Linked DNA regions of Mus musculus: regions 2 and 3 are each linked to region 1. Evidence: chromatin loops called from intact Hi-C (ENCODE). Cell type or tissue: heart. All regions are shown on one strand. Region 1 holds the start of Gm51419 (a long non-coding RNA gene). Region 2 overlaps Akap6 (A kinase (PRKA) anchor protein 6). Region 3 overlaps Akap6 (A kinase (PRKA) anchor protein 6).

The links. A loop is a pair of places that touch in the nucleus more often than their neighbours do. Peaks named below come from ENCODE experiments on the same cell type or tissue, not always from the same donor. Only the 100,000 strongest peaks of a DNase experiment are listed, where the experiment ranks them.
Region 2: a loop joins it to region 1, with 3 times the contacts of the local background. A loop is called at or near these places in 8 of 42 quality-filtered maps.
Region 3: a loop joins it to region 1, with 2.3 times the contacts of the local background. A loop is called at or near these places in 5 of 42 quality-filtered maps.

Annotation. Positions count from the first base shown.
Region 1 is chr12:53,248,844-53,256,843 of GRCm38, reverse strand. The region is part of intron 1 of Npas3 (neuronal PAS domain protein 3); the gene reads right to left. It overlaps Gm51419 (a long non-coding RNA gene), which reads right to left and starts at 3,705. Exons shown (of 2, transcript XR_003950183.1): 1 at 1-3,705. In heart, a CTCF peak has its summit at 3,523; a DNase peak (open chromatin) is centred at 5,003; H3K4me3 peaks cover 3,341 bases; H3K27ac peaks cover 2,662 bases; H3K27me3 peaks cover 3,237 bases.
Region 2 is chr12:53,038,168-53,046,167 of GRCm38, reverse strand. All of the region lies in intron 9 of Akap6 (A kinase (PRKA) anchor protein 6), which reads right to left. Among named protein-coding and RNA genes, the nearest start is that of Npas3, 210 kb to the left of the region's middle. In heart, a CTCF peak has its summit at 3,254; no DNase peak of the experiment used is centred here.
Region 3 is chr12:53,064,083-53,072,082 of GRCm38, reverse strand. Akap6 (A kinase (PRKA) anchor protein 6) reads right to left here. Exons shown (of 14, transcript NM_198111.2): 10 at 2,830-2,976. Among named protein-coding and RNA genes, the nearest start is that of Npas3, 180 kb to the left of the region's middle. In heart, no CTCF peak of the experiment used is centred here; no DNase peak of the experiment used is centred here.

The DNA of each region.
Region 1 (8,000 bases):
TATGTATATTCCATACTATAGTATGATACACACACACACATACACACACACACACACACACACACATACACAAAACCTCTACTCACAGAATATCACAAATTGAGAAAAAGAACTCATGTAAGTTTTTCTTTTTAAAAGAGCATTAAATGATATTGATTCCAGTTAGTGCACCATAAAAAAAAATCAAATCTAATGAATGGCACATTGGACCTTTGCAGTATCTTTCTATATCTCTCAATTCATAAGTCAGAAATTAGGAGTCAGAAAGCATTCTGTGATGTGGGAGGGTCCTGTGCAACACAGGTCACTGTAACTCCTGACTCTGGAGCCCTGCCATCTAATATCCTCTCTGGTGGATCTATGATATGCCCATGCATTACAGTTCTTGTTGACAGCCTGTTGCCTTGGAAATATTTCATTATTTCAGTTTTTCCATTTGTAGACCCTTGGCCTTGTAATATGAAGGCCATCCTATTTCATATTTTCGATTATCATTTAAGCAATCTTGTGGAGCTATTTATATATATAAGCAAGAGTTAGACAACGCATATCATCATTTATCACTGTTTAAGCTAGCGTTGTAGGAATACCTTAGGAAAAGTGCCAGCCACCACCTCTACCTTTTAATGCCTTGCAAACCAGCATGGGCAGAACACATGCTTGACGCTGCTCTCTAATTTTCCTGGTTATAGGTCCATAGAGCGGAACAACTCTGTGGCAGTGCTATATAATTTGCAGCCTGTTAGAGTTTAAAGAAAATCAAACAAGTGTACATACACAAGGTTTTCAACTTACTCTTTCAAGCCCTAGAGCCATGTTCTCTGTATGTATGATTCAGAGACCTTCAAGGACTGCTAACTGTCATTAAAGACAAGTCTCTATGCACGGGATGTAAAGACAGAGTCTTTGCATACTACTATATTTGGGAGGTATGCCTGATAAATGCAAATGACACCTCTTCCTTAGTTTTGGTCATGGACATAACTGAAAAGCAGGAAAGCACTCATAAATAGCTGTGTGGCCAGTAAGTCAGGAACCACTCTTTAAATGAAACAAAAAACTTAAAACGTGTCTATGGAGGTTGGGGAGGGGACACATCATTTATTAACATATTTGTCTTCAGCTGCTCCTGCAGAGAAATAGTAATAACCACCCAGTTCCAGGGGCAAAGAACAAACCAAGGTGGAAAGACTGACTTAGTTGAAAGAGGGCTCTATGAAAAGCAACTTCCTTTTAAACCATCTGACTTCTCATTTCTCATTACAAAATGAAAACAACTTATACGTGTGACTTTTACACTTAAACGTGTTAAGAGCATTTAAAATCCTGGTAACAGAGTGAATCCTCGGAGCATAAAACAACTGTTTGGATAATGGACCAAGTTTGTAGCTATTACTGTTTCAAACAGTTTATAACTTCTTCCTTCCTCTCTTCTATAATGTCCCTTCTGTCTCCTACGGACTTATTAGTCCTCCCTTGCCCTATAGGTTAAAGTTTCTTAGATCCAACCTTTAAAGGGACAGCATCCAAGCTGAACAAGAAGATGCTATTAAAGGGCATTAAATTAAACATAGTATATCCCCCTACACCTTCAATCAGAATTTCAGACCAAGTGTTATTTAGTTCGGCTCTCAAGTGGAGCAGAATAACAAATCGCACACTTTGATTTACCTTCCTCGAATGCCAAATGGAGACAGGTGATAAAGGACGCACTCATGCACAGGCTATGAAGTTTCCTCTAGAAATTAATTCTATCTTCAAGATTCCTATCTCAGAGAAATTCCCAAAATGGCACACAAATAGGCCTCAGCTAGAGAGATTACTGGGGCAATCCTAGCAAATGCATTTACTACCAGCAGAAAAGGGAAGAAAGTAACTAGGAGGAAAGGAAGGAGAAAGGGAGGCAAGGAGGGAGAGGAGGAGGAGGGAAGGGGGATGGGCAAGGCAAATGGGGGGATGGGGTCAACTGTAAATTGATTTCAAAGTATTTATCACCTCGTTACATAAAAGGCACCATTCAAAGCTTTGCACAATGATCTGAGAATAGATTTCTGTCTCTAAAGGGTAAAATGTTTAAGATGTTAATTCTTCATGAGACACAAATATTAAGAACTAGATGTTCATTTTCAGCTATCTTCAGATGTGTGATTTTCTAGTTTCAAAGTAATCATTGATGAGCACAGCATTTAACATCTTTTAAAACTAGATGGCATATGACTCCTCCAGTACACGGAGTTTCATAGAATTAGCTAAGACTTTAGAATAAATCGACTATGTGTCTACTTTTTAAAGCTGTTTGCTTAATCCTACTCCGTCTGCTGTCTTTTTTTAAAATGAAAATAATGTATAGCAGGAAAAAAAATAAAACTACCAAAATGGCAGGTTTTTAAATGAACAGTTCTCTGAGTGTCCCTCCGTCTTCGTTTGCTACACTAAAGCTATGCTGTATTCAAAATAAAACTATCCATATGATAACCGAGTCTTGCATCTAAGCACTTCTCTTCTCTCCGCTTCTTTTCAAATTCTCCTAAGCCTGTGAGGAAAGTAACCGCTTGCTGGGTGGGGGTGCACAACTCTGTATTTGTTTTCTTCTTGAATCAATGGGTAACATTTCATACTTCCTACTGAGCCTTTCCTCTTGGAGACAGAAAGAGATATTCACTTTGCTCAAACCGATATGCTATACGCAATTAATGTCATTAACGCTGTCAATTAATAGCAAATAGGCTTCTAAACAAAGTAGGCTGGGTGGACAGCGGGAGGGAAGCACATCGGAGCTGGGGGGCGGGGTTCAGTCACTCTGAAACCTAACAATGCTGTTCACGTAGGTTGGTTAGGGATGTTTTGAACACAAACTCCCTTTCCCTTTGGCTCTAGTAGTTTAACTAACTTCAGACAGATATGCTCCACTGAGCCCCTCGCCTGGATATGCAATTCTCACCAGGAACTTTTTCAAACACAGATTCCCCAAACAGTAACTAACGGGGTAGAGATGCTCAGACCACTGACGTATTTTGGATCTTGCTGTTTGTTTGCTCATTTAGACTTAAGGGGTTTCTTCTTTCTTTTTCTTTCTCTCTTAATTTTTTTTTTCCTCCTGGAGAGGGGGTGGAGAGAAGGGGAGGGCGAGAGTGGAGGGCAGAGTCGGGGACCCACAAGTTGCTGGGCTCAGGGCAGCGGCAGCGGGAGGCGGCGCGCCTGGCTGCGCCCGCCCGGCCTAGCAGCTCTCGGAGACGGCCCCTGGAGCCCTGCGCTCGCCTCCCGCCCCGGCCTCCTCCCCCTCCCCTCACCCTCCCCAGCTCATTCCCTTCCTAGAGAGCAGCTGCAGCGGGACCTGCGGCGGCCGGGGGATTCCCGGCCCCCACCCTCCCTCCCGCGGCTCCCGGCACACACAGCTCTTTTGGGGTTGTTTGTCTTTTTTTTTTTTTTCAATCTTTTTTTTCCTCTCTCTCTCTCTTTCTTTTGCTTTTTTTTTTTCCTCCTTTTTTTTCTATCAGCGAGTCACTCCATTCGCCGAGCTCAGGAGGTGCGACTTGCTCGCCGCCCGCCGCCGCCAGAGCCCGCTCGCTGCCGCAGCCGCCGCGGGCGGACAATGCGCTGGGACCGGGCAGCGCAGCCCCCCGCCCCCGGGACCGCGGGGCCGGGTCCCCGAAGCGGGCTGCGGAGGGAAGCGAGCCCGCCCCCCCGGGGGGCGGCGGCGGCGGGAGCTGGGCGCGGGCGGCAGGTTCAATAAACAGAAAAGTGTTACCGTTCTCGCCTGGAAGGATCCTGCTGAAAGCTGGGCTTGGTGGGCGCCATCTTCCTGCAATTTTTTTTTCCTCTCTTACTTTTTGCCTCGCTCCCCCCTCCCGGGGCGGGGGGCGTGGGGAGGGCGGGGGTGTGCGTGTGCGTGGGCTGGCGGGAGAGAGTGCGGGCGTGCGCGGCGCTCGGGGGCCCCGGCGGGCGGCGGCCGTGGCCGTGGCCGTGGCGGCGACGGTGGCGGCGGCCGCGCTGCTGAGCCTGGGAGGCTACGGGAAAGTAGTGGGGCCCGAGCGTCGCCGGCGGCCGGACGTCCCCTCGCGCCCGGAGTGCTCCCAGCCGCAGCTCGCCGCCTCCTCGGCTGCCCGCGCCTGGTCCTCCCTCTGCTCGCCGGCCGCCTCGGTCCATGCGCCGCACAGCGCCCGCGGCCCGGGCCGCCCCGGCTCCCGAGACATGCCCGGCGCGGAGACAGGCGGCCGGCGCGGGCGGCGGCGGAGGAGGGGCGGGCGGCGGGGGAGGCGGCCGCGCGGTCCCGCGGGCAGCCCGGCCGGGGCCTCCGGGTGCTCGGGCCGGCGCGCGGCCGCAAGCCCCCTCGCCGCAGCCACCGGGCTCGGCCGGCGGGCAGGTGGGGGAGCACACCCTCCCTGCAGGGGGCGGCGGGGGCCTAAGAGTGGAGGGACCCAGAGAGGGAGGACACGCGGGGGGGTCCCAGCTTGACCACTGGGAAAGTATTTCTGGGCATTTTCCAGTTGCTTTGCTCCAGAGCTCTCTCTTCTCCTGCAAGCTGATACACACCCCCTTCCCCCTCCCCCTCCTTCGCTTCTCCCCCACCCCCTCTCTCTGTGTGCCTCTGCGCTCGCTCTCTTCTCTCTCTCTCTCTCTCTCTCTCTCTCTCTCTCTCTCTCTCTCTCTCTCTCTCTCTCTCTCTCTCTCTCTCCTTCTCTCCTTCCCTCCTTCCCTCCCTCTCTCTCCCGCCCTCTCTCTCATTTGGGGACTGGGAAGCTTGGCTGCTGGCGCAACAACGCCACTCAGTTGCAGTTTCAAACACTTCCCTTCTCTAGAGTATGCCAGCCTGCAGAAAAGAGAGAGTGGGGTTTATAATGCCAGGAGAGTAGGCTGGACTATCTTCAGGGACAGTGGAAATAAAAGCGTGAGGTGATGAGTCTTGAGCTGACCCAGGCCAGCAGGCCCAACTGCCCTGAGCCTCTGAGCACGGATGCAGGACTTGCACCTTGTGACTCTGGCGCCCTCAGCCAGGAGCCAGAGCCAGAACATCTGCATTTTCCACACCCGTACAGATATGCAGACCCCAGGGTTCATAGGCCAATCCGCAGGCGCTGAGACGCAGTTACATACAAATGCCTTTGCAGAGCCAAGTCCCGGTTCCTGGGACTGGATTGCTGGCCTCTGGAATCTAGTCTAGTCGCCTCCCATGGAAGCCTAGAGAAATGGCTACTCAGTGCAGAGCTAGATGGATATTTTTTTTTACCTGGAGAAACCCCGGGCAGTCATTTATCCACTATGCCACTCTGCAGAATGGGGACAGCTCCTTTTGCAGACTAGGGCCAGTTCTGTATTAAGCAGGCAAGACAGACACCCAAGACTGTTCCGCGTTGAACAAATGGAAGAGTCTGGTGGGAAACATCATTCGTGAGTGAAGCTTTGCCTTCTGCTTTAAAGTTGGGGTGGGGGTGCTCAATGAGTGTCTCCTTGTGTGCTACCCTTCCAGTTAAGTAGGGAGGGGATTCTGAACTGCTACTGGATTCTTAAGTGTGGTGACAGAGCTGCAATATCTTCACACTATTGAAGACTCTCTGGAGTAGTTAGTAGGCGCTACAGGTAGGAGAGATAGGAGTTGGGAAATGAATTGGAGCAATGATGAGTGTTGCCTACAAGACAAATGGGGGCTAGCAAAGAAGAGAGGAGTTAACCAGTTGGAAGTTCTGGTTCCAGGAGACAGTCCAGGGCAGTTCTGCCCTGAGGTGACAAATAAGAGAAGTTTGTGCTCTCTCAACAGGCAGGCCACTGCTTAAAAACCCACTCCTGTCACCCCTCATCAGATCCCCAAAAGTACTTTAAAATTCTTAAACGTTATTTCACAATTCTTTTTAGCAAAACGTCCAGGTCTCCGGGAGGAAATTAAATCTACTCCTCAGAGCCCCGAAGCCAGTCCTGGTGACTCCTAGTGCTGGTGAACTACGAAAGGAGACTCCTGGCTTAGACCTTACCTCCAACACCTGCCAATAATCTTCTTGCCCAACTCTTCTGCCCCCAAATTAACTAAAATTAAAGACAGTAACAGGTGTCAGGAGATCTGAGTAACACCATGGGAAGAAAACTGCATTTCACTACTATCATCTTACCTTGTCAGTATGAGAGAACACTTAAATCAAAGGAAGCCATAATTCACTCCAAAGGAGAAAGTTTAGAGGGTTTGGTGGGTTTTTGTTTTTGTTTTGTTTTGTTTTGTTTTTCACCCCTGTCTTTAGAAGACCAGTGGGTTGAGGTTTAACAAGTGGCCTGAAACCCAACAGGAACCTTTAAAGGGAAGTGTTGAGGCAGGTGCTTGGGGGTGAAGTGGGGGGATGACTTCCCCTGGATACTCCTGAACCCCCAAATCATCTTTTTCTTCTAAAGGACAATGCCAATGCTGAGGGGGAAAAACCCTAAAAGCGGGAGATTCACGACAGCTCCTTATGCCCAATTTACATCTTTTGGGTCAGCTCAAGTTCCTGGAGGTCCCTGGAATTGTCCAAAGGCCATGTGACATTTCTGACCCTTGAATCTCTTCCTCAGAGACCACACTATTGTCACTATTGCCTACACTTCCTAGTTAAAGTGACCGCCAGATCCTATTGTCATTTAAATGTTTTATAAAAGACAAAAAAAAAAAAAAAAAAACCCATACCTGAACCATGAAATGGGGAAACTGAATTCTTTACTGGTGTTCTGCTTTTGAAAGATGCCCAGATCTTTTTTGTTAAAGGTTCTTGTAATCGCTTGAGTAAAACATGACTAAAATAATTTAATAAAAAATATGTGTCTGACAAAGATTTGCCCCTTTAGAGTTATTTCCACGACTTCTTTTTAAAACTTTTGACAATAAGCAGAGCATGTAATGAAGTCTTCTACAGAATATTTGCAATTACATGAACTTGGAAAATACTGTGTTAGGCAAAATCTGGTCACTGGGCCATTGGTTAGAAGGCACAAAACATAGCAATGACAGATTACTGTAACCTTTGCAGTTTAAATACTATTGTTTCAAACCAAAGGCTCTCAAATCAATGAAGTTTCAAAGATGAGGTAAAATGGGAATTTGAATTATGCATTATGTATATTTTAAGTTAAATGCCATTGGCAAATCTCTCAGATGTTTAATCGTGTACAATCTGGGAAACACAAATATTTAATTTCACACTCTCATGTGCTTTTTTTTCTTCCATCTACCATAAAATTGAGCCTCATGAATAGAGAGTTTACCTTTTTGATTATATTGTTAGTTTTTCTCATAGCGATTTTGTGAATCCCATTTTCAATAAAATCTTAGAACATCGAAAGTTATCCTTAAAGGGAAAACTTTAGGGTTAGAAAGCTGTTGATGGTAAATTTCTCTTTATTTCCTTCCTCAATCAAAGGTTGCTCAGTGTTTTAATGACAATTATTTTGAATCTAGAGACTATCTTTAGAAAACTAAAAACAATTTCTATATTAAAACTTCCCTTTCACCACCAAGCCTAACTTTTGTAAAATTTGCTTCCTAACTTGGATCTCGGAATCCCATCCATTTGCATCATAATGCGTTTAAGATAGTTAACAGCGCCTAAGAGATTCGGATTTCACGTTGTATTCCCTGTAGTAACAGGTGACAGGATCTCACACTATTAGGTAGAAACGCAAGTCTATCTCTGCACATGAAAATCGTCTCTGTCCTATTTGGAAACAAATGATCAATCAGCCTCCGATGATCAATTGCTCCCCTGGCTGTCCGTCAGCGCGGATTCGCACCCGCGGAGGCATTGAGAACATTTTGCTGAAAGGGGGCAGGAAGCCCAAACTTTGCAAAAGCATCTCCTGCAGCGTCTCAGACTTGACTGGAACTCTCTGGCTACTCGGGGCTGAGGCTCAACGTTCGGGGCCTGGCAGAGGGCAAAGGATGACTTCACTTCGCCAGTGCACTAGAGTGCTTTTCAATTCGGATTGTGTATCCCCCCCCCCCTCCTTCTATAGCACAGGGGCAGGCAAAGTAAGCCCTGACGAGG
Region 2 (8,000 bases), 210 kb after region 1:
TTTCCTGGTTTGGGTGAAGTTGTAGAATCATGTCAAGAGAATGTTCAGAGCTAAGGGTTTGTTGTTGTTGTTTTTCTCAGAGGATCTACATCTGTTCCCTTATTTCATTTTTCTCCCCAGCAAATGCCAGTTCCACTACTATTTCTTAAATAGACTATGAGAAAGCTCACGTATGTTCTGAATGCACATGGATTTGCTGTCTGCTGGTATATCCTGCTGTTTGCTTTTACTTTTCTCAAGAAAGTAGATTATAAATTACTTAAAGGGAAGGATGGCCTTTGCATTTTTAAAAATTGCATTTACTTATTTGTGAGCGCATGTGCACCAAGGCTTGCGTTTGAGAGTCAGAGGACAACTGGCAGTAGTCACTTCTCTCCTTCCATCATTTTGGTTGCAGGCTTGGTGGCAAGTACCTTCACTTACTCACTAGCTCGGGATGGCCTTTAAAAGTATTGGGTCCTCTATAGCAAATCACAATACATAGCATGCTTTATATTCTTTTTATTTTATCTGTGTATACCATGTATACATGGTGTGCACATGTGCATACATGTGTGTGTGTGTCCACGCTTATATATGTGAATGTGGGTGTATGCCATAGTGTATGTGATGGAAATTCAAGGACAACCTAAAGTATTGGTCCTTTCCATCTTTTCTGAGGTAAAGTCTTTTGTTATTTGTCACTGAATATACCAGATAGCTTGTCCCCAGCTTCAGGGACACTCTTCTTTCCAGCTCCTAGCTGGCTCTAGGAGTGCTGGGATTACAGATTCATGTTGAGTTTGCTTCCCATTGGTTCAGGATACTCGAACCCAGACCCTGACTGAGCCAGCTTCCTACTTCCAGTTAATTCTTAATATTTGTATTAGGACCTAACACAACTTTCAAAACATAGGGTTAAAAAGTATGAACTAAGGTAAGATGTATCTTTGTATTTTTGGCAAACAGAAAGTGATGGAAAATTCCTAAATTATTAACCAGGTTTGATATTAATTAAAGCAGTTTGCAAATTAAAAAAAAAAAACCCAACTTGTGATCAGCCTCTAAGCCCAGCCCATTTGTGTCCAGCCACACAGTCCTCCAGAGAAGACTCTGCAATTGGGAATCTGGGGGTAGAATGATTGCCTGTCACTAGGTCATCTGAAGTGCTTTGATTCAGTTATAGTCTGCTTTTATTCAGCTTTATTGAGATATAATTAATATCTAATAGAACTTAACACTGAAGGTGCACAGCATGGCAGTTTTCACTTCGTACATGGAGTTGTGCAGGCCTCACTGTATAAATTCAGAACTCACTATAACAGCTAGCAGTCACACCCCAGTTCTCTCTGTGTGCCGTATCTACTTCTGCCTTTATACATTAGAGTATTCTGAACATTTAAAAAGTATTCCTTCTGCCTAAGTGTGGCTCTGCATCTTTTCCCATAATACCCCATTACTCTCTCCCTTTACCTAACCTAACCTCAACAAATCACTGTTGAGTGAAATCAACATTTTTGATCCCACATCTGAGCTAGATCTTTACCCAATGTCCTTAGGGCCCTGTAGGTCTTTCCCTCAAAGTGATGGCTAATTTTGGTTGTCAGTTAGACTCACCTGGGAAAAGGGAACACTTATTAAGGAATTGGCTCCATCAGACAGGTCTATGGGCATGTTTGTAGGGCATTTTCTTCGATGCTATGCATGTAAAGTCACCTGGTCCACTATGGATGGTGCCTTCCCTAGGCAGGTGGGCCTGGCCTGTGAAAGAAAGTCCACTCAGGGAGCCAGTAAGCTGAGTTCGTCTATGGCTTCTGCTTCTAGCTCCTGCCTTAACTTCCTTCCGTGACAGACCAACCTGTAAGCTGGAATTGAAGCTTTCCTCCCCAGGTTGCTTTTGGTCATGGTTTTTGTTACAGCAACAGAAAGCAAACTTGGACATTCATAGAAAACTAATTGACAGCAACAAAAAGCAAACTTGGACATTCATAGAAAACTAAGTGCATTTAGCTGTCCTGTTCTGAGAGCCAATGTAATAACTCAGGTCTAAACCAATAATACAATGCAAACAGAAGGGAAAACAATTTGCTCAAATGATGGGACATTTTTCAAAGGTGTAACAACTATATCTTTAGATGTTGTGAGACACAGAGGAGCAGTTAGTAGGCATTGCTAAACAGAAAAGGCAAGAAGATTAAGGTGGGAAGTAAGATGTCACAGAACTGACCCAAGTCAAGCGTTGAAACACTCGTTTGTAGTTCTACACCAGAGAGAATGGCAAAGCTGGAACCCACACTAGAGCAGCTTAGTCCAAGCCCTCCTCATTTCACAATGAGAAAAATGAGACCCGAGAAGAGAGAGCCAGGAGAGGAAACACCATGGCTGATCCTGATGGCCTCTCATACACACTGGCCTCTGAGCTACACATGAGCTGCATGGCATGCATGTGCCTACACACACACACACATTACATACATACCTACATACACATATACAAACAAACATACACATACATACCTACCTACATACATACACACAACACACACATACAAACAAATGAAATAACAATAATAAAAATTGGTCAATGCATAATGATCTCTGGCTTACTTTTTCGGGACTTGATCGTGTGATTTCTTTAATAGTGTCTTTAGTGATGTAAACCAAAGACTCACAAGAGTCTGTCTCTATAAGATTAAAAACTAGACTAGAGCCCTAAGATGAGGCATATAGATTCTCTTCAAAAGAGAGTTACACATGGAGATCTGAGTCTGAGCGAGTCTTCTCTTCTCTTGAGGAAGCTTCTATCAACTACTCCTGTGTGCAATATGAGTGGGGCTGAGGCAAGGTAAGGTGATTAAAACCAAAACAAACAAAACAGGTCATCTGCATTAGGACTCCACTGTGGGGGCATCTCTCTCTCTCTCTCTCTCTCTCTCTCTCTCTCTCTCTCTCTCACACACACACACACACACACACACACACACACACACACACACGCACTCACACACACTGCAATCTTTTTATTATTTTTATTATTTACTGTCTCAACTATTTTCGTCTCTGAAGTAGAATTAGTTTCCTAAGGCAGTTGGTATGATTTTACTTATGTTCTTGGGCCAAACATGGAATGCAAGGAGTCACAGAGCAGCCAAGCTGTCTGTGAAGTACTAGAGACAATGAATGACTAAAGTTCAAAGAGCTGAAAGAGCCATTTTCTCACTTTCTTTAGGTCCTCCAAGCACAACAGAGCATAGGAGGCCACCTGGTGGCGAAATGAGCCAACTAACTGTTTAGCGGTGCACGGAAAAGCAAGAAAAATTTGGGTTCTTTGTAAAAAGATGATTAGAACCTTAAACACTGACTGAAGGTAAAGAGGTGACGTTCAGTATAACAAACAGAAAATTGAACTGAGAAATCATTCAAACCTGAGGAACACAGTATATTCATAAAGCGCAGTTGTAATTATTATTGTTTACAATAGGGATTAACACATGGTTCCCATGGTGTTAAATTATAAATGGTTTAGGGATGTCAGCTGTGTGATCAATGCTCAATGTACTGAGCTCTGCTCCTTTACTGTATAAAGAGCCACAGCTACACAAACGATGCATAAGGCTGGGTCCCAATAAAGCTTTATTTAAAAATGAGAGGTCAAATCTACTGGCAGATTTCTGTTGCAGACGATACAGTGTTTGATTGAACTTTAACAAGAACCATTCAAGGTGAGGATCATCATCCCTAGGGCCTAAGCCTACAATCTGGTGCTTCCAATGGTTTAAAATATAAGAAGCTCTTTCTAACTTGGAAATGCTTTGCACAGCCTCACCTTTGCCTCGGAGACAGAATGGAATACACTTGCTTTGACCCCTTTTCCGTTTCTGTTGCAGACTGCGTTTTTTTTTTCTTAGTGGGCGAAAGTACTCCTGTCTTTCCACCTCATGTTCCCTTAAAATACTGCCTCTTGCCATTTCTTCTTTCATAGCTTCTTTTATACTTAAAACTTTACATCAATAGTTTTTAGAATACTAGGCGTAACCAAGCTTGAGAAAGAGGCAGAAATAATGTATTAAAAATAGCCATATATATGACAATAAACCAAAGAAACTGACATACTGTGTATGTTCTAGGTGGGAACTGGGGCCAAGCCATGATGCCTCACCCCTTCATAAATAATAGATTATATATCAGCAGCAAGAAGACATGTCTCTGTCCCCACATGGAAAGAGGATTGCTTGAGGGCCCATTTTTATGTTGCATTCATTTTGTTTTTAAATTCATTTTCTTTTTTTTCTCATAAAGGAAAACTTTTTTTTGTATTTCTTAGTTTTCAATTTTTTATTAGATATTTTCTTCACTTACATTTCAAATGCTATCCCAAAGAAAGTCCCCTATACTTTTCCCCTTGCCCTGCTCCCCTACTCACCCTCTCCTACTTCTTGGCCCTGGCGTTCCCCTGTACTGGGGCATAAAGTTTACAAGACCATTTAATGGGAGCTGACAAGTTCAGAGGTTTAGTCCATTATTGTGATGGCAGGAAGCATGGCAACACACAGGCAGATGTGGGGCTGAAGGAGCTGAGAGTTCTGCATCTGGATTGGCATGTAGCAGGAAAAGACTGATACTCACTTCCTCCCAGAAGGCCACGGGCACTCCAACAAGATCACAGCTCCTAATAGTGCCACTTTCTATAGTGCTACGGAGTCCAGTTTTACTCAAACCAGCACAGGGAGGTTGAGAACCACTGCTCTAAACCAACCATATAATGCCCAATATACACCAGCTCTCTGTAGAAAACAAGAGCTTTATGGGGTTTTCTTTTGCAGACAATGCTTCATCAGCCCTTTCTTCAAACATTGATAGGTCATATGCAGCACTTTTTTTATGAAATATCAATTTAAAATTTTTTTTTTACATTTTTTAATTAGGTATTTTCTTCATTTACATTTCACATGCTATCCCAAAAGTCCCCCATACCCTCCCCACCACTCCCCTACCCACCCACTCCCACAGCTTGGCCCTGGTGTTCCCCTGTACTGAGGCACATAAAGTTTGCAAGACCAAGGGGCCTCTCTACCCAGTGATGGCCGACTAGGCCATCTTCTGCTACATATGCAGCTAGAGACAGGAGCTCTCATTTTCCGGTGCTCACTATATGTAAAACCATCCCTTGACATGTCCCATCCTGCTCATGAAGCCCTTTGTTAGCTGCCAATGAAAGAGCTGAAAATGCCGATTGTAAAATCCATGGAGCTTGCTATGATCATCACATATATGACTATGCCAGTAATCTCTCTGCTGGCGTTGGCGTGTTTTCTCTTAGAAAAGAGCATGGGAGTAGTCTTAGTTGGATGGAGTGTAGACAAAACTGAAATAAATGATCTAAAAATATGGTTTTGCTAGTGTGAGAAGAAAACTGCAAAAACTTGGGAAAATGTGACTACATAGAAGAGCGTGAAGATATTTAATTATAGAGCATAGGTTCTGGTTGATTTGACAATTAAACCTAACAACAGAAGGCGTTTACACTGGATATAAGAAGACTTCCAGGATAGAGAAAGTTGTTAAACATTTTAATGGGAGGTTGTAGAATTCCTTCTGGAAAGATCTTAAGGATAAATTTCCTCTTATCTGAAATGAATTTTTTAAAATCCTCGAAGGGAAGAAATGAAATAAAGATGCCTTTGAGGTCGCTTTTAGTCCATAAAGTTCTACTAAACTCCTCACCCTCCATAGAACTGAATAGCTGTACAAACCCCCTAAGAGTTAACTTTGTAATATTTGGGAGGAAACAGCGATTGCATGATGATTCAAGTGGGAGAGTGTTGCTGAGCGAACTTACTCAACCCTGGGAACGTCCACCCTTGCAGGACACAGATCTGAGCGGCAGCGTGGGCAGTGGGCGAGGAATGATTTACTTCTGTTAAAGTGTTTTAAAGGCTAAACTCAGTGCTCTAGTTGGGTGATACCTGGGATTTGTGGCACTGACCCTAGCAGCCCTACTCTTGTTGTTATTTTTAAACAGAAAAGGCTCCCAGTGGTGGTTTTGTATTTTAATTCTTTTTCTAATACAAACTGGGAAGAATGGAAACTTGTGGAAGTATTATCAAAACATGGATTATGAAATGCTAGCTGAACTGGAGATCTTCTGCTGCACTTCCATGTCATAGAAAATATTCCAATTAGCTCAGTCGTAGAGATTTATTTCTGCCAGGTTCAATGAATATAAAGATTATTCCCCTGTGGTTCATAAGACAACCAACATCTCACGGAACGGGTCTTAGGCATCCATCAGGCAGATGAGAGTGAAAAGAAGGAGGAAGAAAAGGAGGAGGGGGAGGGGAAGGGGGAGGGGAGAGGGAGGAGGAGGAGGAGGAGGAGGAGGAGGAGGAGGAAGCAAATCATATGGACAGCAACATTCTTCCTGCAAGTTTTCAGGTCTCAGTGTGTCCCAGCTCAGGAACAGGAAGTAAGAACACAGTGAGAAGATAGTAAGCCCTAGTGGAGCTCAAGGTGGACATAAATAAGAGTAAAATACAAGTTCATCACAACTACCAACCAAATTCTAATTCTCAATGATGGATAGTTTAGCCTTTTCATAACTGCATAAGCCCAAATTGATACCTCTACAACACAACTAATAGTAATTATTTATTCTACCTTGGTCACAATTTTGTGTTTACATATTCTTCTTCTTTGATAGCATCAAGATTATATGCAACCTATTCAAATTAGGAAAATGACAAAATTAAATCACTCAATCATAAGCTTGTCCTGTAGTCTTCCATACCAGTAAATAAAAAAGGATACCCCACCCTTCAGATGAAAAATGTTCTTACATTAATATTTCTACCTTGCTGTGGGATTAATTTTTTCTTTAATGTGAATTTCTGTACACTACACATTTAATCTATAAATAAATATCTTTGGTATTAATAATGAGAAGGAATAGGCACTTGGGAAGAAGGCAGTAGGCCATTGAGAACAGAAGCATGGCCAGTCTAGTTCTACCTCAGTGTTTCTACCAGAGTCACAGACAGAACTCTGTTGTGTTTTGAAGCTATTATCTTTTAAAGGTGCCAAGGAACATAATTGAGACCTCAGGGTTTCCTTAGGGCACCTCAGTAAAATTAAATACTTTCATTCTTCAAAAAAAATTCACAATTAATTGCTAGGTGGAATATATAAAATACCACGTATGATAATAATTGGCATTTTATAAATTATGAAAAGCGTAAATGTTATTTAAAATGAAAATATTGGAGAAACCCTAAAATAAAACCGATGTGTCAGCCTCTAGAACGATGGAAGAGAGATGTAATAGTCAAGTTTACCTGGAAGCAGCTTCTAAAAAGGATTGACCTCAGGATTAAAGAGTAGACTACGCCCATCCATGTTCTTCATTCTTTGTCTTACCTTCTTATTGACCACAATCTTTGAAAATACTTATCTCAAGTGAAGCCAAATCCCCCTTTTTTTCCTAGATGTATTTATTTATAGATAGGCATATGTGTGCCATGATGCACAAGTGAAGCACAGAGGACAACCTATAGGAGTCGGTCCCCCTTCTTCCACGATGTTGACTCTGGGCCTCAGACTTAGGTCATCAACCAACTTTATCCACTAAGTCTTTCTCCAGCCTGCAATTCTAATTTTCTATGATGTGTACTACGTAAATAACTCTCCTAGGTCTTACAGGAATGACAACTGATGGCAATGGGGGGGTTATTAATATGAGCAAAGTACAATGATTTGTGTATTTGAAAATGTTCTAATAAAATCCATTCATTTTTACATTAAAAATAATTAGGAAAATGAAAATGGGTAAGCTCTCATGTTACCATAGTTCCAAAAGCAAAACTTGCTGATGTATGTGCCAAACATCTCTAATTGCTAACCATGTTCTCACCTGCATATACTGTTGACTTTTATACTCAAATTTGCACAGTGCATGTCATTAGATAGATAGATAGATAGATAGATAGATAGATAGATAAAATCAAGTTCAACACACACATATATAC
Region 3 (8,000 bases), 180 kb after region 1:
TCATTCCTTAGACATTGCTTTAACAGGAAGGAGGTTTGGTCCAAGTTCAACATAATCATGGACAAAAATTAATTTGAATTCTCTTGGCAAAAATTTTACAGTAAGAAATTCTATATAAAGTGTTCAGGAGATAGAGGCCTGAATTTAATCAGAGACCAAGAGTACAGAGAAATATATAAGTATAAATAACACACACACACACACACACACACACACACACACACACACACACACACACACATTGGTTCTGCAAAGTACAATTCCTCAAATGATATGACAGATGTACTAGGTTCAGCTGTCCATTTCACCTGACTTAGAGATCTTCAGCTCCAAGGTTCTTCCTGCTTTTCCTTTTGGATGTGGATTATTTAATATATATGTTAAAATAATACTCAATTCGCTGTATTATAAACCTATGTAGGCTGAGCACTATGGGATAGAGGTGTTTTCTTTTCTCCCTCTTTGGTAGAAGCACTCTCTTTACTGAATCAATAGGATTTAATCTATAATGATAAATTAAACCTAGAAAAAAATACGCTTTAAAACACAAATAAAATTAAGTCAACAAACATTCATCTGCTCCACAGTGGTCTGTAAATAGTATCTTTAGGAGATCATGACAGAAAAATAGCCTGTCTTGGCAACACCCTTGCATTTTCATGGTGCAAATATTGATAATTTGAAGACCCTCAGTGGAATCCAGATTTAGCTATTGTTTTTATGCTGTAACAAAAGGAGCAGCAGGAGGTGAAATCAATGCCCTTGGAGGCTAGGGTCACAAAAAGGAATTTATTGCCACTTTTTTTGTTCTGGAACAGTTTGCAATCATAAATTCTTTATAAACAGAATACTTCAGAGAATGGTCCGTCTTCATAAATATACGACAGAGGACATCAATTTCATTTAATTCACAATTTGTGTCAGCGCAGCAGATGCCAATGGCTGCCTTGATAGGGTTGTTTAATATGCAATCGAGACAGAGTCATATGCAGCACAGGGGACAGAATTTCACAGATTAGACTGTACGCACCACTGACATTTCATTCTAATGTATTTCCATTCTACACTGTTCACCTTAGATGAAAGAAATATTAAAAACCATATCCCTCTATTTTACTATTGTTAGAAGTTAAAGTCCTTGTCTGTAATTTTTTTCCATGCCAATTAAAATGTAATCATGCCAATTAAAGCCGCCTGCCTCCTGGGGTCAGCGTGGCTCCAGCTTTACTAAACTCTTCTCCCCAAACTACTCTCTCAAAGTGACTCTAAAAACTATATGGGATTTGATATGTTGTCAAAATGGCAAGTGTTTGAGAGGCATCTGACTCATACAGATTAACTAAATACTGTGTCTTCGGTGTAATAATTTAGAATTTTTGGGTGAGGAATTGATAATCATGACAGAGCTTAAACAGTTTTCTAAGCGAGTACTGTTATTTATCAAATTAGGAAAGATACCTTTAAATGCAGTGTCAACAGGCTGTCAGTTTATCTGTGAGGCCAACAAAGCTGCCATTTTTCTGTTTTGTAAACATCCTTTGAGAATATCATACAGTAATTTCTTCTGAGATCAATGAACGCTGTAGAATTTAGTAGGTCCTAATTTAAACCACCATGTTTTAAAGCAGGTTACATTAATTATCGTTAAAAGGTAAGACCATAACAACTAGAAATAAGAATTTTTAACATTTGAAGTTACTTTGAACAACTACAACAGTGTAGAGAATTTAGATGAGAAACAAGGGCTTAAATGTGCAGGTTTTTAATCACTTAGATTAAGCCTGGCATAAACGGAACACTGGCATGTCTCCAAGTCATCACTGTACTTGGAGCGCTTCTAATTCAAAATATTTCTAGAGTATTATTTAAAAAAAAAATTAAAGAGGCAGAAAAATAGAGGGCTTGAAAAATTATGCTCTGTAACTGACACCACCCATAGTAGCTATTATAATTAATCACTTAGGTAATTGGCAAATTTAGCTTACCCTTGATTTGAAGTGAAGGCAATTTAGGCGAGAAGCTGATGAACAAGTACAGGCTAACTTCTCTCTCTGCTGTCTTCCAACAACAGGACAGTGCAGACTCCTGCATCACACACACACACACACACACACACACACACACACACACACCACCCCCGAGCTTCTGATAACAGGATATCTATATGTTGTCTTTTTGTTTCTTTGGCTGAGACCATCTTCGCAAGAAATGAACTACCAAAACTTTTTTTTTCTTTTGTTAAAAATGCTGAGGAAATTGAGGCGTGCGCGCGCGTGCACACACACACACACACACACACACACACACACACAAGCAGATCAGTCTTGCAATGATACTCAGGTCACATTTGCATACTTGATTTGGTGGCTTCAGTGTGACCTGAAAGCTTCAGTGGCAACTGCAGTTCCCATCTTAAGGTCACACTGAACAGTTAAACAGCGGCTGTCTCTAACATGTACCTTCAGAACAAATCCTATTAACATTCATCCAAGCGTGACAGGCCGTGTATATCAGATATACTGTATTAGAGTTGACTTGGTGCATACTCATAATACATGGCATATTTTACTTACTTCTTTATGTATTAAAGAACCAAAATTATTAAAATCTGAGAAGAGACAGCTCGGAATAAATTTTAAAAAAAGAACAGATCAGAAGAGGAAAAGCAATGTTTTCCCCATAATAACATGAGTAGCTTGCTTGAGATGTAAGGAGTGAATTGAAAGAGAGAGAGATTTGTGCCTCAAATTAGAAATCAGACAGAGAGAGTACTTCACCACACACAAAAACGTACACAGAACCTACAAACAGTAATAAAAATGCAAATACCCCAAGCAGCTCCCATTTTTCATTAATTGAATCCACTTTTTCCAGGATATCATTTGGTAGTGAAAGGCCACCTTTCTTCAAAGCTTCAACCTTGCTAAGTAGCTCTGTCTTTTTCAGGTGCCTGATGGACATTTCCACGCTGTAGCGCTGAAATGGCAAGAGAAGGATGACTCGTTAGTGTGCGGGGATGTTCTATAGGCAGAATGCATACTGTTTATGGAACTAGAAGGTTTTGTTTACAATACAATTTCCTGGGAGGCTAAGCCTGGTTACCTTGAGTGACCCAGTAACACTGCTGCAAACACATCACTTACCACACACGTCGGCATAGATACTTCTTGTATTGGGCTGGATTCAGTGATTTTTTTGTCTTAAAACTAAGTTCTCACACACAATTTATGTTGTTTTTTTATTATTTAAAATATAATAAACAAGAAAGTGCCTGACCTGGAAGGACTTACCATTTAAGTTAGCTTGGGTCACCACTTGGCTATAGAACCCTCACTCCCAGCAGATCTATCTTAGAAGAGGTCAAAGTATTTTGTCTTTTTTTTTTCCTCCCATGACACACATGTATCAACCACTTTCCTGGCAGGTGAGCCTTTCTTCTTTAAGGAGAAGCACTTTTCAAATGAAGGTGGTTGGTAGAGGAAAATGTTTGTGCCACAAACAATCCATACATTGGACTGTGAATTATCAAAGTCAACCTATACATTGGACTGTGAGTTATAAAAGTTAAAACAATGCTGATTAATTTCTAATGTATTTGGACTTTATTTACAAACAAACTGGCAAAGTTATCTTGGAAAGAAAAACATTATCCATAAGTATTATATGACTTATTTCTTTTAAGTTCCCTATTAATTAAAGCCTAAGTCACTATTTTGTTTTTATTTTTCTTTTACTTAAAAACTCTTTGAAAGCTAAAGAGAAAGAACACCCATAAAGAGGAAGGATGCTCACCAGTTCCCTGGGATAGATACAGACCTACAATTGCTTATTGATTACTATAAACTACCCTGAACTTCTCAGCCAACTACTGAACCCTCCTGCCCCAACTAATGCACACTATATTCTAACAAATGGCAAGTGAGTCTCTTAAAAGACATTTCTTGGAGACAATGTAATAGCCTCTCAGTAAAAACCATGTTGTGGTGGTATTCTTCACATACCTGTATTTGGGAAAGTTCACAGTAAGAGAATCTTATAAACAACTGTAAATGACTATCATGCTTATGGGGAGGTGTGCATCAAAATATCCCTGAGTATAAAATTTAGGATGTGGGTAAAATATTAAATGTAACATATTGCCAAAATATATTTCTTTGAAACAATGAAGTCAAGTTCTGAGTTCTACAGCACCATTTCTACTTTGCCTTCTGCCCTAAGGTAAACTCTATCAGATTTCACAAGGAAAGCTCTTGTGGGGGAAGAGCGTTGCAGATCTATAGGTTCATAATATCCCCAAACAGTTGGATGATTTAAGTCCCCTCAAAAACACTTTTTATAAAATTCTAAACAAAGCTAGAATTGGAATTAGCTTGAAAGAAAGAAAGGTGTGCGGCTCTGCTTCAGTTAATAGACCTTCAGCGCTTGTGTGCATGTGTTTGCATACTTTCTGTTTCATATTTTAATCTTCCATTTACACTAAACATGCACATCATTTGTATTATGTAAACTTCCCCAAATGTTAGGCACTTGTGGATCACAGAACAAAATGTTTTAAATGAGGTGATTTAAAGCATTTTATATTATTAATGCATGTTGATCAGGGTGTCGAAGTATCCAAAATTACATGAATATGCATACTGAAGAAAATCAAGGGTTGTTTTAGAGCACTTTCAGAATTTGGACTGTGAAAACCTGGAAATTCTGATTGCATTTCTAACTACAGACAATTACCAGGACCATGGTTCTCCAGTATAGAAAACACACTGTCCACTTAAGATTTTTCAACTCAATACTCAACAAGTATTCTAGAAACTCAGATAGTGTGTGATTTGTCAGTGTGATGACTGGAGGAGAGGCAATCTGCTTTATGTAATCAGATTCCTATGTAAGATTTACATAACTAATTAGGTAAGACTGACATGATGTTGGGGGGGGGGCGTATTTCAGCCAGGCAGAGGACTGTTATTCAAATCTTTCCCCTATGTCATATGTATCAATCAACACAGAGAATCCTTCAGTTGTGCCTTCTCGGAGTGGCTTTTACTGGTTATTGGACTTTTTTGTGGCAAACTCGTCTTTTCTCTTTCCCAACTTTAAACATCTCCTCCGTTGCAAGTTTGTAAGACAGGTGGACAGTTTAGATCGTTTCCTAAAAATTCGAGCCTTGGAATCATGAAAATATAAAAAGCAATTAATTTGATTTTAGACATTGGGAAATTTTTTCCCTATGGAATGTGGTATGAATAGTTATGGCAATAGCTACTAAGACGGTTATTAGACTGAAAAGTCCTTGTTATTATGTATGCCCTCGTTATCACTGGATATGCTTACTGCATCAACAGCCCAAGGAAAGAGGTGATTGATAGGCAATGCCTTCAAACGATAAAAGCTAGAGAACCTAATTAATTGTTAGCTATGTTGATATGTGAGTGGAGAGTACTAGCATGGCGTGTAATTTAAGGTGAAAGTATTTGAGTTTTGAGACATCATGAGGTTGAATCCAATAAGGTTTAGGGCCTGACGGCTGTGTATGTAAATGCTAGGTGGGCTTCATTTTTGTTGACTCTACTGTACGTGTGCTCTTCTGTCTCTAGCATCTCTTCGGAAGCATTAGATGGATAGAACCAGCCACCAGCTTTATCTGCTCTCCATCCCCCTACCACGGGGCTTCTCCATCCCGTGGTGAGAAGATCATTCCATCTTCATCTTCATTTCACCCACAGCAGTAAGTGAGCAGAAGCTGCCCCGTCATGTTCCGTGGTGTGGGAAGGCTATGATACAGACGAGTTTTCAATAGCCAAAGATGAGATTAGCCAAGTTAAAGTCAGCTGGCTTTCTTGAGTGCTAAGGTAAATAAACATCCCATATTTAACTTTCCACAGCTCCTGCTGTGGGCCGTGCTGTCTGGTCAAAAATAAAATATACTCTATTCAAAGAGCATATTTACATTATTAAGTGTATTTGCTTGGCCAATTCAATTTGGTCTAATGAATCCTCTTAATAGATTTGTGAATGATCTAAATTAAAGATTCAGGCTACTAGTGTCCTAAAAGCTATTTCTTTGGGTATAAAGAAAAGTTAAAGGAAATACAGAGTTAATAGTAATTCATTGTTTCAACTAAGAATTAAAATTGGAATTCTTACTTATAATTTACATTTTAAACGCACAAATACTAAAACTGAACTATCAAAGCCAGTAAAAATAAAACATGGATTTATAAAAATAAATGACTTTAGTAGCAAATACAGGCTTGATTGAGATAACTTTTTTGACACTTTTGCCAGACATTCCTCCTTCTCTTAAAACCTTCCCCCTTTTTCTTCTTCCTCTCTCTCTCTCTCTCTCTCTCTCTCTCTCTCTCTCTCTCTTTTTGTTAAAAATCACACCGAAAATTCTGCCCAAATGGAGAGTGGAACAATGCCTTGAAACAGTGTTAATTGTCACCATGGAAACCAGAAGAATAAGCCATTTTGAAACTGGTATAGAAGGCACACATTGAGAAACTCAAGCATTTTTCTGCCTCCCTCAATGTTAAAGAACAAGATGCCTTGTCACGGTGAGGTCAGCGAAAGAAAGCATCATGAAAGGGTTGTAGATATTCACTCTCTAGTAAATAAAAAAAAAAGTAAAACATAAACCCTATCCAGCTAACGCTGTGAAAGACTCTACCCCGAGAATCTTTTTTTTTTTCTTTCTTGAAATAGTAAGATTGCCAAAAGATGGCCAGGCCTGGGGGATAGCTCCCACCTAGCAAAACTTCAGGGCTATATTATGTGAACCTTGCCCCCAAAGCTCCCTGGGAATTCTGCTGTTGTAATAAAACATCAGAAGAGGGGAGAAAAAAAGGCAGCATGATGGAATTCAAAATAATGCTCTAAAAGCACACAGAGAGATTAAGACGTTCATTGTAAGACTTTTGTATGGTGCTTCTGGTGGTCATGCTGAAAAGAGAGCAGACATTACTAAACGGAGAGAGCGAAGCTTCGGCTATGAGGAACACACGAATTAAAGCAAACAATTTTCCTGATTAAAGAATAACGGCTGTCCAATTCTGAGTCATGAGCGTTTGAGTATTTCTATCCTGAGGATGTTGTTTTAAACCGGCCATCAGGTGACTTTATATTTAGAAGAGTTAAGACAAGGCAAATGATCTAGTTATAATAATGACACATTTGAATCTTTGCCTGTGCAAATTAGTATCTCAAACACCTGTATATTTGTGGTGATTATTCCCCCCCCACCCCCACTGCCACCCCAAATCCCCCAGGAAAAGAAAACACACTGTGAAGACACAATGTATCTTAGTGTATCAATAAGAAAGTATATTCAGGGAACACATACTAACCAAACTACCGCAAAATAATATGTAAAAATATGTATTTTGCTCACAAATGCAAGGCTATGTCTGTGACTCTCACACTGTATTCTCTAGCTAGTGTTTGCCCTCCTCTTTTGAGGCTTCATGGTGGCCCCTCAGCTAGCCCATGCCTAATGCTATTCAGTGGTGAACAAAGAATCTTTTTATAGGAAAGTCCAGGTCCACAGCTCAGCTGGACTGGTAGAGGCCAGGACTGCCTCTGCGGCGGCTCTGGTGCTGCCCTCTTTAAGACAGCCAATGTCCAGCTTCCCACAAAAGCCTGGGATGCTTTACAAGGAGTCAGTATCACTAACACTTAGAAAGGATGTTCAAGATTCAAGAAGAAGGCTCAAGCGCAAGACAAGTAATGGTGGTTATTTCTTGCAAACTATTTGTATTTTACCATTAGAATTTATGGTGAATAATTGCACAAAGAAATTATAAGGACTCCTACAATTGTCCTTGTAAATTAATAATAGGCTTTCTTGATTGGGATAAATTTGCTGCTGAGCCTTTGGAAAAATTAAAAAGTGCAATGTCATTTAAAATTGCCAGAACTCGCACAGCAAATTACATCTGAGGTTAAGAATGGAGTCCCCCCCCCCCCAACACACTTCTAGCTTATTCCATTTGCATGATCTG